Linked DNA regions of Homo sapiens: region 2 is linked to region 1. Evidence: chromatin loops called from intact Hi-C (ENCODE). Cell type or tissue: endothelial cell of umbilical vein. All regions are shown on one strand. Links, peaks and the distances in the headings refer to the core of each region. The heading gives the core; the rest is flanking DNA.

Region 1 (15,193 bases), core at 3,949-11,948:
CTTACCACTTCTATTCAACATAGTACCAGAAGTTCTAGTCAGAACAATTGCTAAAGAAGAAGAAAAAAATGTCCACATTGGAAAGGAAGAAGTAAAATTACATATTTACAGTTGACGTGATATATGTAGAGAAACCTAAAGACTACACACACACACACACACACACACACACAAACACACACACACACTGGTTAAAACTAATAAATGAATTCAGTAAAGTTGCAGGATATGAGATCTACCTACAAAAACTAGTTGTATTTTAATATACAACTAGTATCCCCTAACAACAACTATCCCCCAAACTATCCCCCAACAAACTATCCCCCAAAAATTAAGGAAAAAATATCCATTTACAACATCATAAAAAAGAATAACATACTTAGAAATAGATTTAAGCAATGAGGGGAAAGACTTATGCACTAAAAACTACAAAATGTTGATGAAAGAAATTAAAGAAGACACAAATAAATGGAAATACAACCTATGTTCATGGATAGGAAGGCTTACTATTGTTAAAATGTTCCCATTAATAGTATATGGCTCAAAGTGGTCTACAGATTTAATGCAATCTGTCAAAATCCCAACGGCATTTTCTATAGAAACAGAAAAAACATTCCTAAAATTCATGGGATCCATGAAAAATCCTGAGTAGTCAAAGCAATCTTAAGAAAGAAGAACAAAGCTGCCTTCATAATACTTCCTGATTTCAAAATATATTACAAAGCCATAGTATTAAAACATATGGTACTGGTATAAAAAAGACATACAGACCCATGGAACAGAATAGAGAGCTCACAAATAAACCCACACATACACACTCAACTGACCTGTGACAAGAGTGCAGAGGATACACAATGGGAAAAAGATAGTCTCCTCAACAAATGGTGTTGAGAAAATTGGATATCCACATGCAAAAGAAGAAAATCGAATCTTTATCTGACATAATACAAAAAATCAACTCAAAATGGATTAAAGAGATGGCATAAGACCTGAAACTGTAACACTCCTAGAAGACAATGTACAGGAAAAGCTCCATGGCATTGGTCTTGGCAGTGATTACTTTAATATGATACCAAAAGCACAAGCAACAAAAGCAAAAATAGACAAATGAGACTACACGAAACTAAAGATCTTCCACATGGCAAAGGAGACAAACAGCAGAGTGAAAAGGCAAACCATGGAATAGAATAAGATATTTCCAAGCCATATATCTATAAGGGGTTAAAATCCAAAATATGCAAGAAACTCCTACAATGCAATAACCCCCCAAAAAAATTTTAAAATGAGCAAAAAAATTAAATAGATATTTCTCCAAAGAAAATATACAAATAGTGAACTGGTATATGAAAAGATGCTCAACATTACTCATGAATAACTAGGGAAATGCCAATCATATCACCTCACACATTTTCTGATGACTTTAATCAAAAAAAAAAAAAACAGAAGATAAGTGTTGGTGGGGATGTGAAAAAATTGACATCCTTGTACATTGTTAGTGGGCATGTAAATTGGTGCAGCTGTGATGGAAAACAGCATGGAGGTTCCTCAAAAAACTAAAAGTGGAACTACTATATGATTCAGCAATCCCACTTCTGAGTATATATCCAAAGGAATTGAAATCAGGATTTCAAAGAGATATCCATACCATCAGTTTGTTGCGGCATTATTCACAACAGCCAGTTTGGAAACAACCTAAAGGTCCATCAACAAATGAATGGATAAAGAAAATGTGGTACACATATACACAAAGAAATATTATTCCGCCTTAATAAAGAAGATGCTGCCATTTGTGATGACATGGATGAACCTGGAGGATGTTATGCTAAATTAGATAAGCCAGGCACAAAAGGGCAAATACTGCATGATTCCACTTATATGAGTTAAACTCATAGAAACAGAGAGTGGAATGGTGGTTGCCAGGGGTAAGGGGAGCAGGATATGGAAAGTGTTGCTGTTCAAGAGGTACAAAGTTTCAGTTATAGAAAATGAGTAAGTTTTAGATACTTACTATATGGCATTGTACCCACACTTAACAAGAAAAAGAATATAACAAAATCCATAATCTACTAAACTTTGTAAGATCTGAAGATTTCATCATATTTGCTTCCGACAGATCTTTTATTGCATAAGAAATAAAGTTTTACATTGTAGTTGAAGACTCTTGAATACTCTTCACCAATCACATCCCCTCTACCCACACCCTAAAGTAACTGCCACCTTAATTATGGAGTTCATATATCCCACACATATTTTTTATGTTTACTCTTTATTATGTATCCATGAACGATATATAATATTTTACCTTATAAAATTATACATGTTGTCATGTTGTAAATATCCCTTTGTAAATTACACGTTTTCATCAACATTACGTTTCTGAGGCTTCTCAATGTTAATTCATTCATTTTACTAAATAGAAAAACAGATAGTTCCATAAAGACACATACACGTGTATGTTCACTGCAGCACTATTCACAATAGCAAAGACATGAAATCAACCTAAATGCCCAACAATGGTAGACTGGATAAAGAAAATGTGGTACATATTCACCATAGAATACTATGCAGCCATAAAAAGAATGAGATCATGTTCTTTGCAGGAACACGGATGGAGCTGGAGGCCATTATTCTTAGCAAACTAACACAGGAACAGAAAACCAAATATTGCATATTCTCACTTATAAGTGAGAGCTAAATCATGATAACACATGGACATGTAGAGGGGAACAACAGACATAGGGGCCTACTTGAGGGTGGAAGATGGGAGGAGGGACAGGAGCAGAAAAAATAAGTATAGGGTATTAGGCGTAGTACCGGGGTAATGAAATATTGTGTACAACAAACCCCCATGACACAAGTTTACTTATATAACAAACTACATATGTACCTCTGAACCTAAAATAAAAGTTTTTTTGAAAAAAAAAAAAAAGAAAACAGTTCACGTTACATAGACCTCACTACAATTTATTGACACATTCTCCTGTATATGTATGTTTAAATTGTTTATGCATTTTCTACTATTATAATCTACCTTGTTATGAACATTCTAGAGCATGACTCTCTGGGCATCTGTTTGAGTTTCTCTAGGTTTTCACCTGGCAGTGGAATTCTCAGTAAGGGATGCATGTCCAACCAGATATTGCCAAATTGCCTATCACCATGGTCTTCTAATTCACCCTCCTACTCTCAAAGTCAGATAGTTCCTGACTCCCTATGTCCCCACCCATATATATTACTGCCAACTTTTACTTTTTCCAATCTACTTGCTATTTCAAATTTTCATCTTCCTGATTACCAGTGACAGCGAGCAGATTTTCACGTTTATTGGTCTTTGGGGATATGTCTCCTGTGAATTGCCTATATTCTTTTGCCCATTCTTCAATTGAATTGTTGGTTTTTTCTTAGAAATTGAAAGAGTTCTTTATATATCTTAGATGCTAATTATTGGTCAGTTATATGTTTGCAAATATCTCCTGGACTAAAACTTGTATTTCCATTGAGGTTGTTTGTTTGTTTGTTTGTTTGTTTTTAGAGATGGGGTCTCACTTTGACATTCAAGCTGGAATACAGTGGCATGATCACAGCTCACTGCAGCCTTGAATGCCTGGGATCAAGTGGACCTCCCACCTCAGTCTCCTGACATGCTGAGATTACAGGTGTGAGCCATCCTGCCCAGCCCTCCACCTTTTTCATATTGTATTTTATGCCTGTTTTTACCTCTAATATAGCCAAATGAATAAAGTTTTTGTTTTATCATTTTGCCTTTTGAGTTTTGGGAAATACTTGTCAATTCTAGATTATAAATACCTTCTCCTATATATAGACTTCGAATTTTTTTCATTTCATTTTTCACTTTTAGTTCTTTAATCCACCTTATGTTTGGTGGTGGTGTAAGGGGAAAATCTAATTGTTTTTCCAACACTTCCCTCAGCAGTACTGACTAAGCTGTTCGTCATGTTCTCATTGATTCATAAGGACACCTCTGTCCTGTTAATTTTCCACGTATGTACTAGTCTATTTTTAAGTTTTCTATTGTGTTCCTCTGATCTATTTTTTAAAGAAGTCCAAACACATGGTAAGCAAATCTTCCCACCTTGATCAGTCCTGATTATTCTTTACCATTTCTTCTTCCATGTGAGTTTTTGATTAGCTTGTTACATTTCCAAAAGTTATTTGTTGGACATTGTTTGAAGTTTCAATGAATTCTTGGAAAAATTTGAGGAAATGGACGTCTTTGTGCTGTGAGTCTCTTCATCCATGAACATCTTCATTGCCTCATCTATTTTTTGTGTACTCCTCTTATGTAATCCAATAACATTTTGAAATTTTCTTCATAAATACCTTTCATGGCTTTTGTTAGCTATATTCCTAGTTACTATATTTTTTTGTTGCCACTATAAATGGTATGTTTCTTAAATTGCATTTTATGTTATCTGCTGCAATGGATAGCACATTGATTTTCATATATATTACACATATCCAGCGAGATAGCTAAACATCCTCACTGATTCTATACATTCGTCTGTAGATACCCTTGGATTTTCTATGTAAACAATCTTACCAACTACGGATCATTTCAGTTTTGCTTCCCCTTTGGAAATTCTTATACTTATTTCCTTTTAATATCTTATGACAGTAGCTCAGTAAAATATTGGATAAAAAGAATGATAGCAGACATTCATAGTTTTTTTGACTTTAAAGAGATTTGTGCAATGTTTCACCATTTACGCTGCTGGCTGTACATTTATTTGGTAGGTGCTTTCTACCAGGTTAAAACCCTTTGTTTCTCTTCCCCATTTTCTATAAGTTTGTATTATAAATAGATGTAGAATTTTAAACTGTTAATGTGGTGAATTACACTGATAAATTTTCAAATGTAAAGCCAGTAATACATTCCTTAAATAACTTAGATTTGTCATGATCTGTTTATGTTTACAAATTGCTGGACTCTGCTAGTATCTATTAGGATTTTCATGCCTGGGTTTCTAAGGAAGGTGACCTTCCCTTTCCTGTCTGCTTTGTATAAAAAATAAAGTAGCCTCAGAAAATGAGTCAGAGAGCAGGCCCTCCTTTCTATTCTCTGAAACATTCTGTATGATATTGGGATAACTGTTATTTGAATGTTTGGTAGAATTCTCTTATGAAAACATCTGGTCCTAGCATTTTGTGTATGATATTAACCAGAGCAGATTTTTAACCCATTTCTTTAATGGTTAAAATATATTCAGGTTAGTTTTTTTTTTAGTTTTGCTGAGTTACATTTTTGGAGGTGATTAGTCTTCTCTCTGTGTTTTTGTAGTTTTTGTTGCTGCTGTTGTTCTTATTGCTGTCTTACTTTTAGTCTCTGTCTCTCATGCTGTGCCTTTGGTTATTCCTAGAGTGGTTTATTTGTGCCTTCTCAATTTGGGTTCTTTTCCCCCCTTGCAATCTATGTTGACTAAATTTGTCTATTTTATTTGTTGTCTTAAAGAACCAGCTGTTGGATTTGTTGACTCTCTCTATTTCATACTTGTTTTCTATTTCATCCATTTTCCTCTTATTTCTTGTGCCTTCATCCTTCTATATTCTGTAGTTTTACTTGGTTTTTAAAATTTTATGTCTTCCTGAGTTTTCTGCTTTGCTATTAAGTTTGAACATTTCTTCTTCTCCGAAATAAATATGTATTTTCTTCCAAATACCAGTTTAGCTGCATTCCTGATATGGTTTGCATCTGTGTCCCCACCCAAATCTCATGTTCAGTTGTAATCCCCATTGCTGGAGGTGGGGCCTGGTGGGAGGTGATTTGATCATGGGAGTGGTCCTTCATGAATGGTTTAGTGCCATCCCCTCAGTGCTGTTCTCGTGATAGTGAGTAAGTTATTGTGAGGTCTGGTTGTTTAAAGGTGTGTAACACCTCTCCTGTCTCTCTCTTCCTCCTGCTCCAGCCACATGAAGTGCTGGATCCTCACCTCACCTTCTGCCATGTTTGTAAGTTTCCTGAGGTCTCCCCAGAAGCCTGGCAGATGCCAGCATCACGCTTTCTGTACAGGCCGTGGAACTGTGAGCCAATTAAACTCCTTTTCTTTATAAATTACCCAGTCTCAGGTATTTCTTTATAGCAATGCAGGAACAAACTAATTCCAAAGTTTTAAAATATAATGTTTTATCACTCCATTCTAAATATATGTATGCATATATATGCATATGTACATACTAAGTGATTTTTTAACTTAAGTTCATTATAATCAGAAAAATTGAGTCTGTGTAACTACTAACTTTTTGTTTAATAAATACTTGTTTTCTGGTTAGGACATGGTTAATTGCCACAAATATTCCATGTCTGCTGCTTGAACACAATGTACGTATTTTTTAGTTGGCCTTTAGATCAGTCTGTGTCTATTCCGTAGTTTCTCTCATCCACAGAGTTGTTCACTAGCAATTAACCTCTATCTGAGAGTTCTAGTTTCTGAAATTCTTGGCTATGCCTGCTCAATCCCGTAACTGAGAAGATGCTGAGTTCCACATATATCCACAAATGTTTCTTTGAGATTGTCTTCTAAAATTAAATTTTTCTGTGGGACTTTCATTGGGTATTAACAAAATTCCTCCTTTAAACCACCATTCCCTTTCCGTCCAACCCAGATTGTCTGCAGAAGTGTTCTGGACATTCTTGAACTTTCCATTCTTCTCACAGGACCCAAACAATAGGGAGTGGGTTTTTTGTCAGAAGTTTTTTTTTTTTAAAGCCTTGCTAAGGCGAGGGAACTGAGACCCAAGGTAAGTTACAAGACATAGGAAGATCCCAGAGACAGATCTGCACTCCAGAGCCAGTACTGCCATAGGGAGAGCAAGGGTGAGTGGTGCTAGGACCATTGCCAGGGTTTGTTAGTTTGTTTGTTTTGAGATGGGGTCTCCTTCTATTGCTCTGTCGTCCAGGCTGGAATGGAGTGGCACAATCTTGGCTCACTGCAGCCTCTGCCTCCTGGGTTCCAGCAATTCTCCTGCCTCAGCCTCCTGGGTAGCTGGTATTACAGGCATAAGCCATCACACCTAACTAATTTTTGAATTTTTAGTAGAGACGGGGTTTCACCATGTTGGCCAGGCTGGTCTCGAACTCCTGGCCTCAGGTAAGCCACCCACCTCAGCCTCTCAAAGTGCTAGGATTACAGGCATAAGCCACCGCACCGAGCTGCCAGGATTGTTTTAAAATATTTAAGGTCTAACAGTGACACGGGCATGAGATACTCGGAGAATTTTCAGGGTAATTGTTTTATAACTCTACTGAACACCTGTAAAATGCAAATGAATAACAGACATCTGAAAATAATCTTTCCTCTCAATAATAATGATAATGTAGCTACAAAATAATAATGTATCTACAAAACTTTAAATTAAGATTTAATTTGAACAATGAAAACAACAATGAGATAGCATTTTTTACCTCTTAGATCAGCAAAGAGTATAAAGTGGTAACATTTGTGGCTTTACAAGGGCAGAAAACAAGCTGGTGGAACTATAAAAATGGTGTGTCTTAGAAAAAAAAAGTTGGCAAAACTCAATAACTCCCATTCTAGGACATCTACCTTAAGTAAAAGCCATACCCTCATACAGGCAGAATGTTATCATTGCCCAGGCACATCCTGTTCTCTTCTGTGTTGGGTATATAGAAAAATACAAACCCCCCTCCTTCACAGGTAGATGGGGCCAGGTGACTGGCATGGGCCAATGGGCTGTGGGTGGAAAGGAAGCGTTTCCTACATGGTAAGCCTGGCACTTGTGAGTTCCCATTGACTCTGGGCTCTCTGTGCCAATTCTAGAGGGAGGATGGCAATGCTGGCACTTCTTCAGCCTGGTCACCGACTAACTATGCAAAATACAGCTAATAACAAACAGCCCCAAAGTCTCAGTGGCTTAACACAACAAAGCTTTATTTCTTGTTCTCTTACAAAGGATGTGAACAAGATGTCCAACAAAGGATGTTTATCAGCTTAAGCCTAGAAGATCCTAACAACTACACAGAGATTTATATCAAATGAGATTCATTGTAGCATTACTTATAACAGTATAATTTTAACAACACTCTAAATGTCAAAACATAAGAGATGACCAAATAAGTTATGACCCATGGTATAATACTATAATAAATATCTTACAAAAAATAGAAGTGATATGTTGAAGATATCTAGCAGCAATGGAGAAATTCTCACAATAAAATACTGAGGAAAAAAGGCAGAATATTAAACAATTCATACAGTAAAATCACATTATTTATTTATTTAAAACAATTGACTAAATGCAAAGGAAAAATAAAGCCCAAACACCTCAGCATTAGTAATGATCATGGTAGTGAAGCAACACAAGATTAGTGATCAAAAGGCTGAAGGTGGCTGTCAGGGAGTTTGTAAAATGAAGTATTGATGATGAGCTTGAATGATGCTATTTCATGTTAATATAGAAAAAAATAAGTAAAGACTATTTTCCCAAACCATGCAAGCAGCAAGTGGGAATGAGTCATGACTGGTTATGGGGAATTTTTTCATTGAGCAAGCATACCCACGACTTTCAAAATCGTAGCATGGGGCATTGGGCCAATGTGTTTGTTTATTTTCCTTTGTTTTCTCTGACAGCAACCCTAATCTCAGGTTACAGTTTGGCTGGCCATAGTTAAAGGGAAATAGAGATGAAGTGATGAAACATGCAGGGGGATTCAAAGAGCATTCTCGTGGCTTGCTAACCTTAAAATCAAGTGTTGAGGTGTGGATTATTAGATATGCCATATAACAGCACAGACAACTTGAACTTGCCATCCTCAGAGGTTTGAGAAATACGCCAAACCATCTGACTGCCCATAAACATTGTGTACTTAGGAAGGGTGTTGGCTTGCAGAAAAAAATAGGAATGTTTTGAAATTATCAGGGCCCATTCCAGGAAAAAACAGGGGAGTGGAGGATCACTGTGGTTTCAGAAATGGCCATCGGACTGATCAAAGAACTTTCACATCTCAGCAACAAATAGAGTTCCAACAAATCCAACTGTTTCTTCTCTGGGGAAGTCCTTCAGGCTAAGGACTTCCTTTCTCGTCTTTGTGGGTTTTTCCAGAGGCGATCACGTGAAAGTTCATGTCTCAGCACAGTTTGGGCTGGAATGACTCCCATATAGATGCTGATAAACCTTTTTCCAGAGGCTACAAATTCTGTTGTGTGACATCCACAGCTCCTGAATGTCACCAACTAGGAGGTTACTCAGATTCTCTTCCACTGCAGGAGTGACAATTGATAACTCACTGTGAGTGCAAAGTAATACTGCTAATTTTTAAGACAAGGATGACAATGTTTTATAGGATAACTCCCTGAGGATATTTGAGAGAGGAGTAAGCAAAAAGAATTGAGGAGTATAAGGAGCCAGTTGGAATCATTTTTTAGACTCAGGACATAGCAAATTAATCATTTGGAGCATCTGTCATTTGTTATTCATTTAGCAAATTTTTATGTAGCACCTACTGTGTGCATTGTTCTGGCCACTGGCAACAATGTGGATCCTACATCCATAAAAGCTACCATCTAACAGAGGATGTGGATATTTACAAACTAGAGTAATGAAAGAGGAAGTTATTGGGGGATCTGGGCAAGGAGGCAACCTTGAGCTGAACCCTTAAGGAGCAAGAGCAAAAAGCAACTCTAGAAGTCTGTGGACATGGGCTCAAACAGTCTGTCCCTGGTTCGTGGAAGAAGTTGATGGGTTGTGAACAGGTTACTTAGGAACTAGGAAGTCAATGTTAGAATATCGCTAAGATGGGCAATACTTCAGAGATTCCCCACAGAAGCTCAGAGGGAGTCTTAGGGGAAACCTCGCTCTGCCTCACGTTCATTAGCTAATTCTTCTAATCCACTCAGTTGAGTGGTGGTTTCTATCAAGTGTGTCAGTTTGGTCCTTTGGAAAGCAGACACCAAGACAGAGTTTGAAGTGCAAAAGATTTATTGGAAGTAACACCTAAGATATGCGGAGAGAAAGCAAGATATCCAGAGAAAGAAAACCTTCACACCATGGTGCAGGCTGACACCTCTAACAGGTGAGAGTGAAGGAAAAAAGATGGGGTAGGAGAGCCTCAGCTGGTGGTGCAGCCAAGAGAAAGTCTTCGCCAGGCCCACAGGAAGCTCCAGCACAGAGAGAACATAGAGAAGCCCTACAGTGGGCAGAGATGTCCAGGCCTTGTTGCCCTGTCATCTTCAGGCATTGGTTGAGGGCTGCCTAAGAAAAATACAGCCTCAGCTTAAATGCTGCAAGGGCTCCTGAAGGTGTCACAGCTGGAGGCTGTCAGCTACGTGTGCTCCTCACAGCCCAACAGCATGTCTTTCCTGAAGGAAGAGCCAAATGTCATTTATCCATGGCTGCAACACACAGCCACATGGCTTGGTAGCAGTAGAGGTGAGACTAGGCCATCACTTGCACAATTTCAGGGAGGAGCTAATTCAGGAAAACACATTGGAGATATTTTTACCTTTCGTCTATAGCTGTCTGCTTAGGAACAAAAGGAAAGGCAGTTTCTTGCATGACTCAGCTTTTAGCTTAATTTTTCCCTTTGACAGAGTAATTGGGGTCCCAAGTTTTTATTTTCCTTTCACACCTGCTTACAGAAACTTTGGGTTCCCTGAGTTCAGGCTTCCTCTCCTGCGGTCGATGCACATGCAGGCATCACCTGACCCTCTTCACATTGCCCTGGGGGATCTGGGGCTCAGGGAACCAGCACAAAAGTGCAGCTACCTTGGCTACTCTTACTGCTGTCAGTAAAAAACTGTCCTTTGTCTCTGACCCAGGAATCTCCTATCTTCTGCCAGCACCAGTGAAAATGATTGCTAGCTTGCAAGAAGGGTAAAATCTCAGAGCCTTCACGGTTCTTTCAAATTCAAACGTACTGGGAGAGAAAACATGCACGTATAAGAATACCAAGATGGAGAAGACGCAATAAGCTTCTCAGCAAGATAACCAGAGTATAAATGGGGTAGGAAAATTTCTGTCCCTAAGGAGACCAGGTTCCAAGAAGCGGGGGCCACCCCCACTGGACCTCTCTCCCTCTTCCAGGTTCAAGTCCCCACTTCCCAAGTCAGAGTGAGAGAAATAATAAGATGGGGGAAGCAATGACTGCCTTGACGACCTGGCTATAAATAGCCAATATTTATGTTAAATAATAAGAGTGAAAATAAATAGCTGTCACAGGATCTCATTTCTGGAGTTATTTATAGGCTTCATATGACAACCTAATGAGATGGATCACATTTTAATGCTGCGAAGCTTTTGGTCATAAGATAGTCTATCACAAAGGTCAACATTTCCCTGGAGGGAATCTGGCACCTCAGGAACCAGCAGAGCACGGGTGGTTCTTAATAAGCACTTCTGGGTGCTCTTACGGAGCCCAATTTCCAAAACATCAGTGGAAGATGAACCAAGGAACGCATCCGGCACCCCCACTTAGCAGCAGCCGCTACCCAGTGGCCCTGCCATGGGATATCAGTTCTCCATGCTGATACAGGGCAGTCCCTGTGGGCGGTGCAGCCCACAGATCCTCCACAGTATCACTCTAGCAGGTTCTAGGGTGATTTTTTTCACACTTGGTTTTTAGCATTGGTGTGCCAAGGATTCCATCATGAAGTTCCAATCGGGAAGTGCTGAAGCCAGCAGTCCTTCCTCGCAGACACGCTCCTCCCCGCAGCATCTCCCACAGCACTGACTGCTCTTCCGCTGGCCTATCTGCTGGAGGCACGGGTCCCTCAGTCTAATCCTTCCAAATTGCTTTTCTATTCCCTAAAATGGGCCCTGGGGTGGAGGGGTAAAGTAAGGGTCTACACTGAAAAGGCCTCTTCTTGCAGTTGTGTGGAGGAAGGACCGCCTTCGGAAGAGGCTAGGAATCTTAGTAACCAGTACTTGGCCCCCAAAAGCAGAAAAGCAAGTAACAACAACATTTGCCTAACTCTTAATAATGTATCATGTTTTTCATAGGCTTGCCTTTTAACAAATATCATGTATTTTAGACACTTGTTAATTAATTTTTTAAATTGTTAGATAATTGTAGATTCACATGCAGTTACTTTTACCCAGTTTTCCCAGTGGTAACATCTTGGCAAAACTAGAATACGATTTCACCGCCAGGTATTGACATTGATGCAACCCATGTGTCATGTTCAGATTGCCCAGTTATATATGCACAAGGACTCATCTGTGTGTATGTGTTTGTGTGTGTGTGTTCGTGTGTGTGTGTGTGTTTAGTTCTATACGATCTTCTCACATATACATTGGTGTATTCACCCCCACAGTCAAGATACCAAACATACTGAACATTTTCATCACCCAAAGGATCCCTCCTGCTGTCCTTTCATGGCCACATCCACCACTGCCCTCCCCGACAATTAACTTAGTAATATTTTATTTTAGGAATAATAAAGTATTGGTGAGCTGTAAACTGGTACAGCCACTCCGAAAAACAGTTTAGTCATTTCTCATAAAACTAAATATGCAACGCCCGTACAGTTGTGTTCTTGAGCATTTATCCCGGAGAAATGAAAACTTACATTCACACAAAAACTTGCACCATGAATGTTCATGGCAGCTTTATTTGTAGTAGTCAAAAATGTGTAATCGTCAACCCAGATGTCCTTCAGCTCACAGGTGAATGGTTAAACACTGTGTGCACACCCAGACTGTGGAACACCACTCAGCCATTAGACGGAATGGACTGTTGATACATAAAACTTGGATGAATCTCCAGAGAATTATGCTGAGTGAAAAAAGCCAATCCCAAAAGGTTCCACACTGTATGATGCCATTTACACATCATTCTTGAAGTGACAATATTTTGGAAATGGACAGACTGCTTTCAAGTGCTCCTTATCACGGCCTTGGGGCAGGAGGCAGCATTTGCTGGTATGGTGATCAGTAGTGAACCCATAATGAAGGCTGGGTCAACAAAAGCATTGCATTTGCCCCCTTAGCCTGTTTCCTCCCCATCACTCATTTGTATCTGCCCTGGGTAAAACACTCAATGGCACACAAAGAAATCTGAGATCCAGCCACGGCAGTTAGTATTACATGATGAACCTGGGTCACACATGATGTAACTGGGATTATCTTTCCAGAACCCTCTTCCATGTAGAGAGTTGGCCAAAAGAGGGGTTCTGCCTGAGATTTGCAAAATGGAAGTGAAGCAGCAGCTTGTACCCTGAAGGTTGTCATGGCCTCTACAGTGACAAGCAAACACAGAGCTGCCCTCCCTCCTCTGGGCCTGACCCTTCCCACTGACCACAAGAGGCCCCAGGCCCAGCAGCAGACATTGAGCCTGGACTTTATGCTAGAGGTGGTGGCAGTCCATAGACCCCACCTACTCCCCTTTGTGCCCCATGGCCCATGCTCTGACTTGCCTTTCTTGCCACAGGCCAGGGATTCAGGAAGGCTGGTTGATGCCTTTTCTCAGATTCTCCAACACCCCTTGTACTTTTCTGCCCAGCTCCCCCATGGTCCTGCAGGGTCTAACCACTGGAAAGAATCCCTCATCTGCACCATGCATCTTGCTTCTGCTCTCCTGCTGGGACCCTGCCCTGCAAAGCTCACCAGGAAGATAGCTCCCCACAACAGCCAGCAGTCCACAGAACCATGGCGGGACAGGAGGCATGAACTCCAGGAATCACCAGGGCTGACCTTCTGGCAGAGAGGAGACAAGTTCCGATTGGAAGTGAGGAGGAGTTCTGAGTAGGGGCAAGGAGGGAATAACATACAGGGTTTGAGACTATTTTATTCACCCGTTCACTCAGCAGACTTTCCTGGGACCTGCTGTGTCCCTGCTCACACCAAGTCCTCACCCTCTGGTGGGGTCAGGAGTCAAGAGATGGTGCTGGGCCAGGCTGGCACCAAAGGCTGGCTTCCCACCACCAGGAGCTCAGATCCGGACAATCCCCAGGGAATGTTTGAACCACGGCCCAAGTCATTGGAACCCAGAATGACTGCCAAGACACACTCATGGCATAATTTGCCCAGGGGCTTGGGCTTCCCACCTGCAGATGGAATATTTTCGGGAAACTGCACAGGAGGCTCGAAGGCCTGCCAACAAGTAATGCAAACCATCTAATCAGCCCACTGTGATGTCGGCACCCACTAGGAACCAAAATATATAACCAGAGTCATGGAGGTAAATTTCAGAAGACAATTCGGCCATCTCAGAAACAAGAAAGCCCCACAGGTAAGTAACTGTGAATGCAGGCTGCAGCTGGACCGTTGCGGCAGCCAGGGAAAGAGTTGTGGGAAGGAGTCATCAGGATGAGATAGAGAAGACAGCTGGAGACGGCAAGAAGTCAGCTGAACAGCTGAGATGGGCGAACAAGGAGCCACCGTTTACTGCAGCTCTGCTCCCACACGCTGCCGAACACGCCTCTGGGCTTTCCAGATGGTTTCTCCTGTTGATTCTGTGCTGAAAGCCCTGCCCCTTGGAGAAATACCTGGAGGATCCAAGTGGCTTCCATTCAGAGAAGGACAAATTCAAGAAGCTATGCTATGACCTCTGTGTGCAATGAAAAATCAAACTGGATTGATGTACCACAGTCAACAAGAAGGTTAAACGGAAGATATGAAAAATGCAATCATGCCTTGGACAACACATACTGGACACTTACCATGAGTGGGGCAGTGGAGTCAGGAAAGCATGCGATGTTAACTCACACGCCCAGCCGCTGCTCTCATCCAGTGTCTCATGGCTTCGAGGGAAATAATAGCAACAGCAAGCCACGTTAAGACAGAGTCTTGCTGCTTCTTTGAGTGACACTGGAAGAAAGCATCCCTGTTCAATAATGGGAGGGCATGTTGCTGTCTAAGTCTTGGCAGTATCAGAAATCCCCTCTGGCACAGCAAGTGGTCAGCACAAGGGTGTAGCCAACTGCACCCACACCAGGAGGACATGGTCTGGGGGGCCAAAGGTACAGGCTGATGCCTCATCCAGCTGGGAACCCATGCTCTGCACATGGCAGGCAGCACTTGAGCAAGGGAGGGCTACAGAGAACACCAGCTCTGGGGCAGATGGGACTCGGGGATCACCAGTGGTACCTTAAATAATTGGCTGCTCTGTTAAATGGAACCTCTCGCACCTGCCTTGCTGAGCTGCGGTGAGGATTAGAGACCACGTAAGTGAAGCACCCAGTGCCTAGCAGGCCTACAGTAGCAGCTGCCCGCAGGAGTA
Region 2 (15,193 bases), core at 2,463-10,462, 71 kb after region 1:
TAATTCTTCACTTTAAACACTTTTTTCACTTAACCAACTGATTATTGGCCTGGACTGTGTTGGATAAGAGGGATTCTACTGTAATTTATATTTTCCTGGATTAGCATTACTTTCATCTAAAGTCTCAAAAATATTGACATAGAGCTGTATTCAGTTCTAATCTTTTTATAACTTCAATTTTGGACACCTTTTCACTTCAAATGCTTTCATTTATGCCTGGGTCTGCTTACTGTTTTTGTTTTTTACTTGTTCAGAATGGCCAGAAATTTATTTAAATTATTTTTTATTTTCAAAGCACTACCATTCTGCTTGTTTATACTCTCTTTCACTGATGTTTACTTTTATTTTTATTATTTTCTTACTTTTGCTATCTTTGCACTTATTTTATTATTTTTTTCTGCCTCTCTTGTTTTCTAGCACCAGGATTGAGAGCTACAAATTTTCCTCTGATGACTGCTTTGTCCATGTCTTTCATGACGTGGTACTCTCATGGACATTCATTTTTCAATCCATAACTAACTGCAGTTATTTAGTTTTTATTTTCTTTTTTATCTTAAGGGGTGTTTTAAAATATTGAAATAGAACCATTTTGCCAGCCTTTTGATATTAATGCTTACTTTTTCTGCAGTCTGTTCAGAAAAGGTGGCTTATCTGATTTTTTGATTTTGGAATTTCTTAAGATGTTCTCTGTGTTCTACCTTAGCAACAATTTTTGTGGATATTCTGTTTGTGTTTGAGAAGAGGGTATGGTCTTTGTTGGCATAAGAGAAATGTGTCTGTATGTATAGATTTATATACATTTATAGTTAAGCTTGTTAATTATGCTATTCTACTCTTCTACATCCTTTTTTTTTTTTTTTTGTCTCCCTTGTCAAACTGCCCACCCAGCAGTTATTCCACTCCACTTTATTTGCCCATACACCCTGATATTTTTTTCAGGGGTAGCAATATGCCCATGCTAGGAGACAAATGATGATTAAATCTAAGCCAGCATTTCTTAACAGAGGCCTTGCTGACATTTTGCTCCTGCATAGGACACTGATGTAAGAGCATAAGATCTAGAGCTATGGCAGCCATCTTGTGATCATTAGGCATGTTTACTCGTTTTCAAGTTTATTTGCTCACCGCTTCTGGTGTAGTCTTCATGTTTCCTTTGTATTTATTTTTGTTTTGCTCACGCACATTTCTTTAAAAAAAAATCCATCATAGACGGTCCATCAGTGGTACATTTTCTGAGTTCTTGGTGCCTAACAATGTCTGTTGTTTGTCTGCTATAGTTTTGCATTTCACTGACCTTGGGCCTGATCTCCCCAAACCCTCCTGCCTCACATTGTTTTCTCCAGTATTCATTTTGCTCTGGCTTTATTTTTCATGGGAGTTCATCCTGTTTGCGTTCTGTCTTTCAGAAACTGTTCAAGATCTCTCTTACCCCATGGCACTCTTTTATTTTCCTGCATCACTAAGGATTTTATTTTAAAATTTTCTTTTCTTGTCATTTTGTGGGAATTGGGGTTGAAATGATGGTAGATACATGAGTTCAGTCAGTCATCATAATTCCATATACAACTTTTTTAACAGAAAAATCAATAATTCACTCTTTAGAAATGTATAGAGCAGTAACAGTTTTCAAGTGATTCCATTTGGGCTTAGGAATAGGCTGATTCCTGTTCTGTGGGTTTTTTTCCTCCCCTGGCTATGTTTTATGTTCTCTGTTTCTGGTACCATTTAAAATATGCACTTTCTTCTAAGCAGATCCCCAGCCTAAACAGAGAGCAAAGCACAAATATACATCACACTGGAGACAGGCCAGGCTTGGCATCCAGTAGCTCTTCAATTTAGGTTTGCCCTGCCACCCAAAGAGGGCATACTTAAGGCTTGGCGCGGTGGCTCACGCCTGTAATTCCAACACTTTGGGAGGTGAGGTGGGCAGATCACTTGAGGCCAGGAGTTTGAGACAAGACTCGCCAACATGGTAAAACCCTGTCTCTACTAAAAATACAAAAAGAGGCAGGAGAATCACTTGAACTGGGAGGTGGAAGTTGCAATTAGCCTAGATGGTGCCACTGCACTACAGCCTGGGCGACAGAGTGAGACTCTGTCTCAAAAACAAAACAAAACAAAACACCACCACAAAACACACACAAAGTGGGCACCCTTTATTCCATTGAGCAACCTTGCCCCAATTTCCAGTAATATTTTCCTCAAATAAAAATGTGGTCTCCTAGGTACATACCAGGCAGCTCTTGTTTAAAGTGGAGAATTTACCAAAAGTAAGTGATAGAACCAGGGGCCCTTGTACCTGTGGCTCAGGCCCCATGGGAACTGCGATCTGTTTATGGGCTTTAAGCAGAAAGCCCCAGGTTCTAAGGGGTCAGGGTGCCAAGGTGGCCTGGATAAGTGGATTAGGGGTTTGGAGCCAATGTCCACTCTCCATGTGTGACCCAGGGCAAACTATTGAGACTCTGCAGACTGCATGTCCTTAACCATGAGATGGTGAAATAGCCATGTCTGCTTCATGGTTCCATTGTAACAAGTAAATCACATGCATGGTGCTCAAGGCCAGGGTTGGCACCCTATGAGCACTCTGTAGGCTGCAACCGCTGCTCTCACTGCAACCCCTGAGGTGCCTGTCCTCACCACCAGCTGCACATTCCAGGATGAAGTTTGGATGCTTGCATCATCAGGAGTCACCAGGAACAGCCTAAGTACTGATGTAAACATAAATCTTAAAATGCTGCTGTCTACAGATACAAAAAATACAGGCACCCAGGTCAAACTAGGCAATGCGATGTGTGTGTTCATGCTTTATGTGTGTGCAGTCAAGTGCCGCATAGTGACGTCTGGGTCAACACTGGACCACATAGGGTCCGGTGGTCCCTTAGGTTACAGTGCAGCTGAAAAATTCCTATCATCTAGTGACCAACGCATTGCTGACGCAAATCTGTGATGAAAAGAAGAAACAAACCAAGCAAACCATCATGATCGTGTTTCTGAAAAGAGTGACATCTCCTCAAGAAGAGCCTCAGGCAGGTCCTGCAGGAGGGACTCCAGAAAAAGGCATTGTTATCACAGATGACAGCTCCATGCGCACAGATGACAGCTCCATGCGTGTTACTGTCCCTGAAGACCTTCCAGTGGGACAAGAAGTGGAGGTGGAAGACAGTGATATGGATGATACTGACCCTGTGGAGGCCTCGGCTAATGTATGTGTTTGTGTCTTGGTTTTTTTTTTTTTTTTCACAAAACAATTCAAACGGTTTAAAAAATTAAACATTTTAAAATAGAAAAAAGCTTATAGAATAGGGATAGAAAGAAAATATTTTTGTCCAGCTATACAATGTGTTTGTGTCTTAAGCAAAGAATTATTATAAAAGAGTAAAAATGTTTTTTAAAAAAATTTAAGTTTAGACAGTAAAAATGTTATGGTAGGCTAAGGTTAATTAATTATTAAAGAAAGAAAATTTTTAATAAACTTAGTGTAGTCTAAGTGTACAGTATTTATAATGTCTGCTTGAGTATACAGTAATGTCCTAGGCCTTCACATTCACCCCCACTCACTGACTCACCCAGAGCAACTTGCAACCCTGCCAGCTCCATTCATGGTGAGTGTCCTATACAGGTGTACCATTTTTTATTTTTTAGACTGTATTTTTACTGTACCTTTTCTATGTTTATATTGTTTCAATATACAAATACTTGCTATTGTATTACAGTTGCCTACAATTTTCAATAAAGTAACATGCCGAACAGGTTTATAGTCTAGGAGCAATAGGCTATATTAGACAGCCTAAGTGTGTATGCAGCTAGGTTTGTGTGAGTACACTATGATGTTCGCACAAGGACACAATCACCTAATGATGCATTTCTTAGGCAGATCCACATCGTTAAGCAATGCATGACTATATATGCTTATATGAGTGTGTGCATGTACATGTTTGTGGGTATGTATGTGGATGTATATAAATGTGAATGTATATACATGTGTATGTTCGTGTTTTTCCATGTATACGTGCTTGTGTGTGTATGTATACATGAATGGTATATATCTTTGTGGATGTAAGTGTGTAAGGGTGTATGCAAATGTGCATAATTGTGTGTGTTTATATATGTTTTGGGGGATAACACATGATGTCAGAGTGTAAATCTATGCATCTCATTCCTTCAGCCCTACCTAGGTCTCACAGAGTTTCTCAGTTTACAAAAATCACTGTCAGGTACAGCTATGCTGATACTCATTCACACAGTGTCCAAAGGGATGTTCCAACTGTCTTTATAGCATTTGCATTAGCATAAATATTACATTAGTGGGACCATTTAGAATGGGCTTCTCTCTCAAGAGACTCCACAACACAATTCTTGAAACACTCAAGTCTGACAAATGGGGATCACATTTAAATAAAATATTGAGACAACTCAGTTAAGTGACTGACAACCAGAGGGGGAGCGAGGCATAGTTAATAATTTCTTCTTAAAGAAAAAATGTATTTCTAAAATACTTGTGGATCTGTTTCCTAAATTGCTTCATAATCTATAGAGGCAATTGCCCTTTAAACATCTTGCATAATATTAATGTCCTTTTAAAGTTATAATCAACTTTCTTTCCATCTATTTCATCCATTTTCCAAGTTGGCATGAGTTATGGGCTCTTCCCTGAGCTCTTCTTTCCTCCAAAATTATTGTAAAATCCAATTATTGTAAAATCCAATTATGGCCTAATATTCAGTACTCTCTGGAATTGGAGAAGCTGCCTATAGAAAGTTAGACAGAAATTTGAGTACTACATTTATTATCTGTTTATCAGCAAAGGAGGCATATTTTCTTTTTTCTTTTCTTTTCTTTTTTTTTGGAGACAGTGTCTCGCTCTGTTGCCCAGGCTGGAGTGCAATGGCACGATCTCGACTCACTGCAACCTCCACCTCCTGGGTTCAAGCGATTCTCCTGCCTCAGCCTCCCGAGTAGCTGGGACTACAGGCGCCCGCCACCACGCCCAGCTAATTTTTATATTTTTAATAGAGACGGGTTTCACCATGTTGGCCAGGATGGTCTTGATCTCTTGACCTCGTGATCTGCCTGCCTCAGCCTCCCAAAGTGCTGGGATTACAGAAGTGAGCCACCACACCCAGCCACAAAGGAGGCATATTTTCATTGTAAGTGGAACCAAGATCATCATACAAAATAAGCAGGTCTACATGCAATGCCATCGTCTTGTCAGTATTTTAATGAAACTGTACAGCTGGTATGCAGATATGTAGCTAATGCCAAGAGAAGTTTCCAAGTCTATCATGACCTGTCTGTGCTCACTTGCAAAGAACAGAACTCACTCAAGCCACTTCAAGTGAGCAAGGATGTATGGCAGGGTATTAAAAGGAGTTCGAGACCAGCCTGGCCAAATGGTGAAACCCCATCTCTACTAAAAATACAAAAATTTTAGTGGGGGTGGTTGTGCACACCTGTAATCCCAACTACTCAGGAGTCTGAGGCAGGAGAATCACTTGAACCCGGGAGGCGGAGGTTGAAGCGAGCCGAAATAGAGCCACTGCACTCCAGCCTGGGCAACAGAGTGAGACTCCATCTCAAAAAAAAAAAAAAAAACTAGCAGCTACTGGCACTGGGCACCGGCCATGTGCCAGGAGCTCTTGTAAGTACCTTGTAGGCAATAATTCCCATCCGGTCTCACAACACCCCATGCAGTAGATCATACTATGCTTGCCATCTTACAGAGGAGGAGGTTAAGGCACCAGAGGAGAGGCACTCACCAGCCTGACCCCAGAATTTACCCTGTGAACTAGGCCCCAGGACCATAGCACAGCACGGGGCTATGAGCAGGATCAAGCTCGCTCTTCACTTTTTCTATGTTCCTGGTTGTTTTCTGCTCAGGAAGTGCCTTCTAAACCAATTTGTTCCTTTCAGGGCTTTCCTAAGCCCTTCAGCATCGAGTCCAGTTACACATTTATTTTCCTGTAACCTCAGATCTCTTAGGTTAATGGGATATAATCATATATGTCAAAATACCCCCTATTATGATAGAGTTTTTCACAATTTTAAAGCTATTCTTTTGATTTTGAAAGCAAGTTCTGTATTTTCATCACAATGAGATGTGTCCCTATAAAACCTTGCATAAATGCCATTTACATATTCTCTCTCTTATACACACACTCATACACACACAGAGAGACAATTGAAGATAGTCCATAAGTCCCTTACTTAAACTGGTCATAAGATGTCTTTGTCACATAGAATAAAATAAATATCTTGAGTCCATACGAGTAGAATAAATAACAGAATAAAATGGGTAAGTAAATGGGGGAGGAGAGAGAGGTCATATGGAAGAATTCTACTAACAAATGCAGAAAGAATAAGGAAAATACAAAATCATCATTTGGTGAACACCACAGTAATGGTGGTTGCAGGCAAAGTCTGCCAAATGTTTGTGGATAAAAGGGATATTTGCCTAGTGCCAAAGTATCTCCCCACAAAATGTCTATTAATCAGAGTGAAAAATATAGATGTCTATTCATACAAAGGGAAAAATTAATAGAAAAGGAAAACTAGTTCTTATTTATGTTTACTTTATAATTTCTTATTGTATTTCTTATGTCTTACATTTTTTATTGATATTTACTACTTGTGCACTAAGCAATGAAGCAGACACTACCTTAACCCAATGATCAAGGCTAACAAAACCAACAATGACACATATTACATCACGTGCCCCTGCTGCACTGCACTGACAAAGGCACTTCTGAGGTCTTCTTGCCTAAAACTCATACTCTCCATCAAATCATAAGAAAACATCAGACAAACCCAAATTGAAAGACGTTCTTCAAAATAACTGACCAGTGCCCTTCAAAAGTGTCAAGATCAAGAGAAACAAGGAAAGACTGAGAAGCTATCCCAGATTGGAGTATATTAAGGAGCAAGAGCTCAGTGCACTGTGGGATCTGGATTGGATCCTGGGACAGCTAAATGATGTTACAGGAACATGGGAAAACCTAAATGAAGTCTGTAGTTAATAGCATTACACCAGTGTTGGCCCCTGATTTTTTATAGATGAAGGTTATATAGTCACTCTGATTTTTTTTTTTTTGCAACCTTTCTGTAAGTCTAAAAGTATATCAAAATTAAAAGTTACTACAGAAAAAGACATCTGGGTCAGGCAAGCTCAGGTATGCTCCCTTGTCACCAGGATAGAGCCTGAATCTTCCTTCTCCCCATTCCCCCGGTCAACCCCCAGGCTCCTGTCCAGTGCCAGCCAGAGTTGGGGAGCTTTAAACCACTTCAGTACCGCTCTTGGAAGGACACAGACTTTTTATTTATTTGGAGGGCTTTGCAGAGAAGCTGTTACTGGATTTTATGAAATGACGAAAGTAGTACGTGCTCATTGTAATAAGTCAAAGAAAGAACATGTATAAAGGAAACAGCAATAAATGACTCATCCTGCCACAGTTCATCCCCACCCCATTGACAGCATTGGCATGCAGCCTCCTGCACGCTCACCGTGCACATACGGACCACAGAGGCCTGTGGTTCTCTCTCCTACACGCACAGAGAAATGGACTCAGATCACAAATATTATCATATTCTGAAACTTGCTTTTTCATTTAACAATTCATCATGGGTATTTCTTGGATACAGAGATATAGAATTCTACCTAACGTTTAGAGAGCTGCATTCTATTCCGATATTCTATAGTATGATTGTATTCTGGTTTAGTCGACCAATCTTTTTTTGATGAATATTTGTATCATTTCCACTTTTTGCCATTATAAGCAATAAATATATCTTTATCTATTGGCATTTTTGTTCCTGAAGAACAGTCTCTAAAAGGAAGGATTGTTATGATGAAACATTCTTATTTTAATAAATACTCTTGTATTACTTTCCATAACTATTTTAACAATCGCATTCCCACTAGCAATGCATGGAGAGCCTTTTTCTTCCCTCAAACTCTCACAAGCCTTCATTCATTCGGCAAGGATTTTTTGCAGGGCCGACTGTGTCTCACTCAATTAAAATGTTGCTTTAACATATATTAAATTCCCAGCCGGGTAAGGTAACTCATGCTTGTAATCCCAGCACTTTGGGAAGCTGAGGCAGGTGGATCACTTGAGGCCAGGAGTTCAAGACCAGCCTGGCCAACATGGCGAAACCCCATCTCTACTGAAAATACAAAAATTAGGCAGGCGTGGTGGTGTGCACCTGTAATTCCAGCTACTCAGGAAGCTGAGGCACGAGAATCACTTGAACCCAAGAGGCGGAGGTTGCAGTGTGCCAGGATTATACCACTGCACTCCAGCTTAGGTGATAGAGCAAAACTGTGTAGAAGGAAGGGAAGGGAAAGGAAGGGGAAGGGAGGGGAGGGGAGGGGGGGAGGGGAGGGAAAGGGAGAAGGAAGGAAAGGGAGCGAAGGGAGAAGGAAGGGAAAGAAAGAGAAAGAAAAAGAAAGAAAAAGAAAGAAAAAGGAAGGAAGGAAGGATGCAAGGAAGGAACGAAGAAAGGAAGGAAGGAAAGAAAGGAAGAAAGAAAAGAAAAAGGAAAGAAAGAAAAAAGGAAGAAAGAGAAAGAAAAGAAAATATATTAAAATCCCATATATATTTGGACCTATTTCTGGTCTATGGGCCTCTTTCATTTTTTTCCTACCCATTCTACTCTGATTACAGTAGCTTTAGAGTATAATAAGTTTTACTATTAAGTAGAGCAGGCTGCCCAATACCATGTTTCTTTTCTAAAGTTTTCTTGGCAATTCTTACTCATTTATTTTTCTTTAGGAAATTTAAAATAATTTCCGCTCAACTCAAATACATTTTATTGGCATTATATTTCATATTGCATCACATGTGTAAAATAAAGATATACAATTTATTAATGTTTTCAGTATGTTAAATATCTTCAAAATGTATAAGCACAAACTTCAGTTTTGTATAATATATATATATTTTTTCAACTATTCACATTTTTAAGATTTAAATATTCCCCTCCAGAAGTATGGAATTGCTCTCTATTTACTCAAGAATTGATCTACATCCTACACAGAGATTTATACCTTTCTCTGAGTATGTCTTGAACTTTTTGGTAAAATTTATTTTCTAGGGATTTTAGGTTTGGGGAGATGTTTTAATCTCACTCCCATGAGAAAACTAGCTGCTACTAAAAAAGAGAAGATACTGTTGATTTTGTTTCCAGCTACCTCTTAAAATATTCTAATTCTATTATTTATTTTGGCAAAAGCCCTGAGGTTTTCTAAATATGTAATCACATCATCTGCAAATAGAAAATCAAATTTTCTGTTATTTCTGATGTTTAGTTCACTACACATAAGGCTCCATAAAGGCGAAAATTTTTGTTTGGTTTTTCAATATTGTATCCTAAGCTTGGCACATAGTGATATGGATTGGCTGTGTCCCCACCCAAATCTCATCTTGCATTGTAGCTCCCATAATTCCCATATAATGTGGGAGGGACCTGGTGGGAGATGATTGAATCATGGGGGCAGTTTTCCCTCATACTGTTCTCCTGGTAGTGAATAAGTCTCACAAGATCTGATGGTCTTATAAGGGGTTTCCTTTTTTCACTTGGCTCTCATTCCCTCTTGCCTGCCACCAGGTAAGGCGTGTCTTTTGCCTTCCGCCATGATTCTGAGGCCTCCCCAGCCACGTGGAACTGAGAGTCCATTAAACCTCTTTTTCTTTATAAATTACTCAGTCTCTGTTATGTCGTTATCAGCAGCATGAAGACAGACTAATACACATAGTAAACTTTCAGTAAGTATCTATAATAATAAGTATTATTCATAAAGGAGGAAGGAAGGAAGGAAGAGGGGGAAGGAGGATTTTGTTGCCAAATGTAATACTTGCTATTGGTTGTTTTTTTTTTTTTTTTTGGGACGGAGTCTCGCTCTGTCACCCAGGCTGGAGTGCAGTGGCGCAATCTCGGCTCACTGCAAGCTCCGCCTCCCAGGTTCACGCCATTCTCCTGCCTCAGCCTCTCCGAGTAGCTGGGACTACAGGCACCCGCCACCACACCCGGCTAATTTTTGTATTTTTAGTAGAGACTGGGTTTCACCGTGGTCTCGATCTCCTGACCTCATGATCCGCCTGCCTCGGCCTCCCAAAGTGCTGGGATTACAAGCGTGAGCCACCGCGCCCGGCCTGCTGTTGGGTTTTAAGGAGGGAAACAGTATTTTGTTGCCAAATGTAATCATTGCTATTGGGTTTTAACAAATTGTCTTACACATATAGGCAATTTATCATGGAACCGTCTCTGCTGCATGACCTTTGACATCTAACCTGGATTAAAGAGCCTCATGATTGCCTGTGGCATCTGGGCCTGTTTCCTTTAACAAAACAGGTTTCTACCTGCCAGTTCCCAGGCCTGCATCTCTTCTACTCCGGAATAAGATAGAAAAGGAGCTAGCGTTTGCAGAGTGCCTGCTCTGTGCCAAGTGCTGTGCTAGGTGAATTTTATGAACCTCTCATTCTAGTCTCCTAAAAGCCCCTGAGGGAGATATTATTCTGGTTCTTAAGTATTTCTTACTCTTGCCTCTGGTGAATATTTGTATTGGAATGATCAGTCCCTACAGAGTAAATATTGCTCACTTAACTAGAAGGCACTTCACAAAAAGTAAATCTCACATCTAAATGTTTGCCACAAATCAACTCTCAAAGTCACCCTCTACCTTATTCACCAGGTTTGCTTTTGAATGACAATTTTATTGTTTTAAAAAGAAAAAATGTCAATCTCTGGATGACAAAAATTTCCCCTCTTGTGCATAGTCAAAAGAAAATATTGCCTGCTCCGAACATGTTTCTTAAAGTAGCATTTTAAAGCTGTGTGAACATTTGTCAAAAAATTAAACATAGAATTCTCACATGATCCAGCAATTCGACTTCTGGGTATATTTCCCAAAAATTGAAAACAGGACTTGAACTGATATTTGTACACCCATGTTCGTAGCAGCATTATTTGCAAGAAGCAGAAGGTGGAAAGAACCCAAGAGTTCATCAGTGGACACGTGGACAAACAAAATGTGGTGTGTGTGTGTGTGTGTGTGTGTGTGTGTACATATATATATAGTGTATATATATTTATATTTATGTACTGTTGAATCGTACTCAGCCTTGGAAAGGAAAGAAGTGCTGACACATGCTATAACATGGATGAACCCTGAGGACATTATGCTAACTGAAATAAGCCAGTTGAAGGCTGGGCGCAGTGGCTCATGCCTGTAATCCCAGCATGTTGGAAGGCCGAGGCGGGCAGATCACCTGAAGTCAGGAGTTCAAGACAAGCCTGGCCAACATAGTGAAACCCGGTCTGTACTAAAAATACAAAAATTAGCCAGGCATGGTGGCGCACACCTGTAGTCCCAGCTACCTGGGAGGCTGAGGCAGGAGAATCGCTTGAACTCAGGAGGCAGAAGTTGTGGTGAGCTGAGATCGTGCCACTGCACTCCAGCCTGGGCAACAGAGCGAGACTCCATCTAAAAAACAAAGAAGAGAAAAGAAATAAGCCAGTCGCAATAGGACAAGTGCTGTATGATTCCACTTATATAAGGTCCCTAGAGTAGTCAGACTCACAGAGACAGAAAGTAGAGTGGGGGTTGCCAGGGGCTAGGGGAGAGTGAGGAGTTAGTGTTTAATGGGAACAGAGTTTCAGTTTGAGAAATGAAAAGTTGTAGAGATGGATGATGGTGGATAGTTACACAACAGTGTGAATGTACTTAATGCCACTGATTAGTACACTTAAAATGATTAAAATCATAGGTGTCCTGTTATGTATGTTTTACCACAAGAAAAAGTGTTTAACTGTTTGAGTGGGAGCAGTGTGCTTTTCCTCTCCCCATGCTGCCTGCAGGTGGGTATTAGTTTATTGGAAAATAAGTAATAACAGCATAGAGCATGGAGTCAGACAGACGGACTTCCACGTCTGGCTCTGCGGGGTCTCAGCTGTGGGACCTGAGGGCAGTCACCACACCCTGAGCCCTGGGTGATTATGTGGAATTTATACATCAGGTTTATCTCCAATGCCCAGCACAGAGCCTGCCCCATGGAGGCTGCTGGTGTGAAAACACAGACAGTAACCCACTTGTATTAGTCCATTTTCACACTCTTGATAAAGACATGCCCAAGACTGGGCAGTTTATGAAAGAAAGAGGTTTAATTGGACTTACAGTTCCACGTGGCTGGGGAAGCCTCACAAACATGGCGAAGGCAAGGAGGAGCAAGTCACATCTTACATGGATGGTGGCAGACAGAGAGAGAACTTATGCAGGGGAGCTCCTTTTTAAAAACCATCGGATCTCATGAGACATATTCTCTATCATGAGAACAGCATGGGAAAGACTTGCCCTCATGATTCAATTACCTCCCACCAGGTCCCTCCCACAACATGTGGGAATTCAAGATGAGAGTTGGATGGAGATACAGCCAAACCATATCACCTGAATCTCATATCCTTGGGAAATATTGCTGCTTAATTCTCTAATTGTGAGAAACATGCTCATTTGATTGTTCTATATCTGTTTCTTAAACTACAGCCAAAACTTCAATCACCAAAACAATCTTTAATATTTCATAACTTAGTAAAAAGCTATGGTAACCAAGAAAGCATGTACTGGCAGAAAGATAGTGATATTGTTTAACAGAACAGAATTAAGAGTCCAGAAATGAACCCTACATTTATGGTCAATTGGTTTTCAACAAGGGCATCAAGACAACTCAGTGGGGGAAAGCACAGTCTTTTCAACAAATGGTGCTGGCACAACTAGATAACCCCTCTGAAAAGAATGAAGTTGGACTTCCGACTTCACAACACTTACAAAAATTAACTCAAAATGGATCATGGGCACAAATGTAAGAGCTAAACCACAACACTGAAGAAAATATAGGAGTAAGTCTTCAGGACCTTGGGTTAGGCAGTATTTTCTTAGATGCAACACCACAAGTAAAAGATAAATTGGACTTGATCTATTAACAACTTTTGTGCTGCAAGCAATACCAACAAGGAAATAAAAAGACAACCCACAACCCACAGAATGGGACGTGATCCTGTATTTGAGAAACACATATGATGTGTATCTAGAATATATTTAAAGAAACCTATAACTCAACAATAAACAAAAAATCCAATTTAAAAATGAGCAAAGGATTTGGTAGGTTTTTGTCCAAAGAAGATATATAAACATCCAATATGCTCATGAAAAGATGTTTAACATCGTTAGACATTGGGGAAATGCAATTCAAAAACACAATGAAATACCACTTCACACCAACTGGGATGGCTGTAACAAAAATAACAAGTGTTGGCAAGGATGTGGAGAAGTTGGAATCTTCATATATTGCTTGGAGGAATGTAAAATGGTGCAGATATATTGGAAAACAATTTGGCAGTTCCTTCAAATGTTAAATGTAGAGTTGCTATATGACCTAGAAATTTTACTCCTAGGCATCTACTCAAGAGAAAAGAAAATATATATCCACACAGAAACTTATAAGCAAATGTCCATGGCAGTGTTATTCATAATAGCCAAAAAGTAGGAACAATTCAAATCTCCATCAACTGACAGATTTTTAAGATGTGATATATCCATTCAGTGGGCATTACTTGATAATGAAATGAAATGAAATATTGTCACATACTAAACATGAATATACCTGAAAACATACACTAAATGAAAAAGTCAGACCCAAAGGGCACACGCTGTATGGTTTATTTATATGAACTGTCCAGAATAGGCAAATCTATAAAGCCAAAACCACACTAGCAGTTGCAAAGGGCTTGGGGTGAGATGGAAAATGCTAATGCAACAGATACGAAGTTTCTTTTTGAAGGGACAAAAATCTAAGATTAGATTGCAGTAATGGTTGCACAAGCTTGTAAATATACTAAAAAAAAACAATGAATTGTACACTTTAAGCAGGTAAAAAGTTGTGTAGAATAAGACACATAATAGAAGAAAACAAATAAAATTTTGAGATGTAAATTCTTCAAAATGTTTCACATAGTTTCTACGCTTTTTTTCTTTTCTTTGAGACGGAATTTTGCTCTTGTTGCCCAGGCTGGAGTGCAGTGGCGCAATCTCGGCTCACCGCAACCTCCGCCTCCTGGGTTCAAGCGATTCTCCTGACTCAGCCTCCCGAGTAGCTGGGATTACAGGCATGCGCCACCACGCCCGGCTAATTTTGTATTTTTAGTAGAGATAGGATTTTTCCATGTTGGTCAGGCTAGTCTCAAACTCCTGACCTCAGATGATCTACCTGCCTCAACCTCCCAAAGTGCTGGGATTACAGGTGTGAGCCACTGCGCCCAACCGTTTCTACATTCTCAGAGAGGATACTCCCAACTGAATATCCCCCTCCTGCCTCCCCTTCCTTTCTCTTTTTGTGAAGAGGTGCTCAGGCCCTTGATGGGGTCTTCTCGCCCCTGCACCACCCTTTGTTATTCATCCTTGAGAGGTTTCCTTTTTTTTTTTTTGCCATCTTTATCTCTGTCCCCTACTGCCATGTTCTCAGTATGGCAAAGGGCAGAACATGGACTTTTAGTGACAATGACTCAGTGGCTCAAAAAGCCTTTTTGGATGCCTACTCACTTTGGTATAATTAATTTTTATTCCTGAGTCGATCCTGGGTAGGTGAATCATGCGTTTGCGTAAACAGTACTGGTGAATGGTCCCATTGTAGACATGAAGTTCTGCACTTGCTTTTAAGGCTAGCATTTACTCATTTGCCTTTTAAACCTGTCATCATGTGCCCTTCTAATAAACATCTTGAAACTGTCTGTCCATGTCATACATGCATGTGTGTGTGCGTGTGTGTGTGTGTGTGTGTGTGAGCATACTACTTCTGACCCCCGCCCCCCAGGCCCTCCAGCTGGAGCACTCTGTTGCTCTTGATTGTTAGCAGGTCCCAGATACTTTTTTCAAGGAGTTGTTTTTTTCCTACATATTTACATAGTTTTTACTTTAAAATTATCAAGCACTGGAAAAATCACCTGGGGGTAGAAAGAAAAAACATCAATATGTTGATCACATTGATGATTGATTTCTATTTTTATTTCTGGATCTTTCTAGAGTTTTAATTTTTTAATGAACAGTGGTTATCTATATTTTTTAAGTTATAAAAACTTGCTACATTCATAGCTCCCAAGGTCTGCCCTAATTTTGCTTTCTGCGGTGTGTAATATATGGCATTTGCTT

The links. A loop is a pair of places that touch in the nucleus more often than their neighbours do. Peaks named below come from ENCODE experiments on the same cell type or tissue, not always from the same donor. Only the 100,000 strongest peaks of a DNase experiment are listed, where the experiment ranks them.
Region 2: a loop joins it to region 1, with 4 times the contacts of the local background. A loop is called at or near these places in 2 of 110 quality-filtered maps.

What each region holds. Positions count from the first base shown.
Region 1 is chr9:91,052,096-91,067,288 of GRCh38, forward strand. LOC100129316 (a long non-coding RNA gene) reads right to left here. Exons shown (of 4, transcript NR_033912.1): 3 at 14,634-14,781; 4 at 11,199-14,521. Among named protein-coding and RNA genes, the nearest start is that of LINC00484, 59 kb to the right of the region's middle. In endothelial cell of umbilical vein, for the core only: no CTCF peak of the experiment used is centred there; DNase peaks (open chromatin) are centred at 4,046, 5,006, 8,566, 9,086 and 1 weaker place; H3K27ac peaks cover 4,529 bases.
Region 2 is chr9:91,124,285-91,139,477 of GRCh38, forward strand. The region is part of intron 1 of LINC02937 (long intergenic non-protein coding RNA 2937); the gene reads right to left. The region is part of intron 2 of LINC00484 (long intergenic non-protein coding RNA 484); the gene reads left to right. Among named protein-coding and RNA genes, the nearest start is that of LINC00484, 13 kb to the left of the region's middle. In endothelial cell of umbilical vein, for the core only: no CTCF peak of the experiment used is centred there; a DNase peak (open chromatin) is centred at 7,437; H3K27ac peaks cover 304 bases.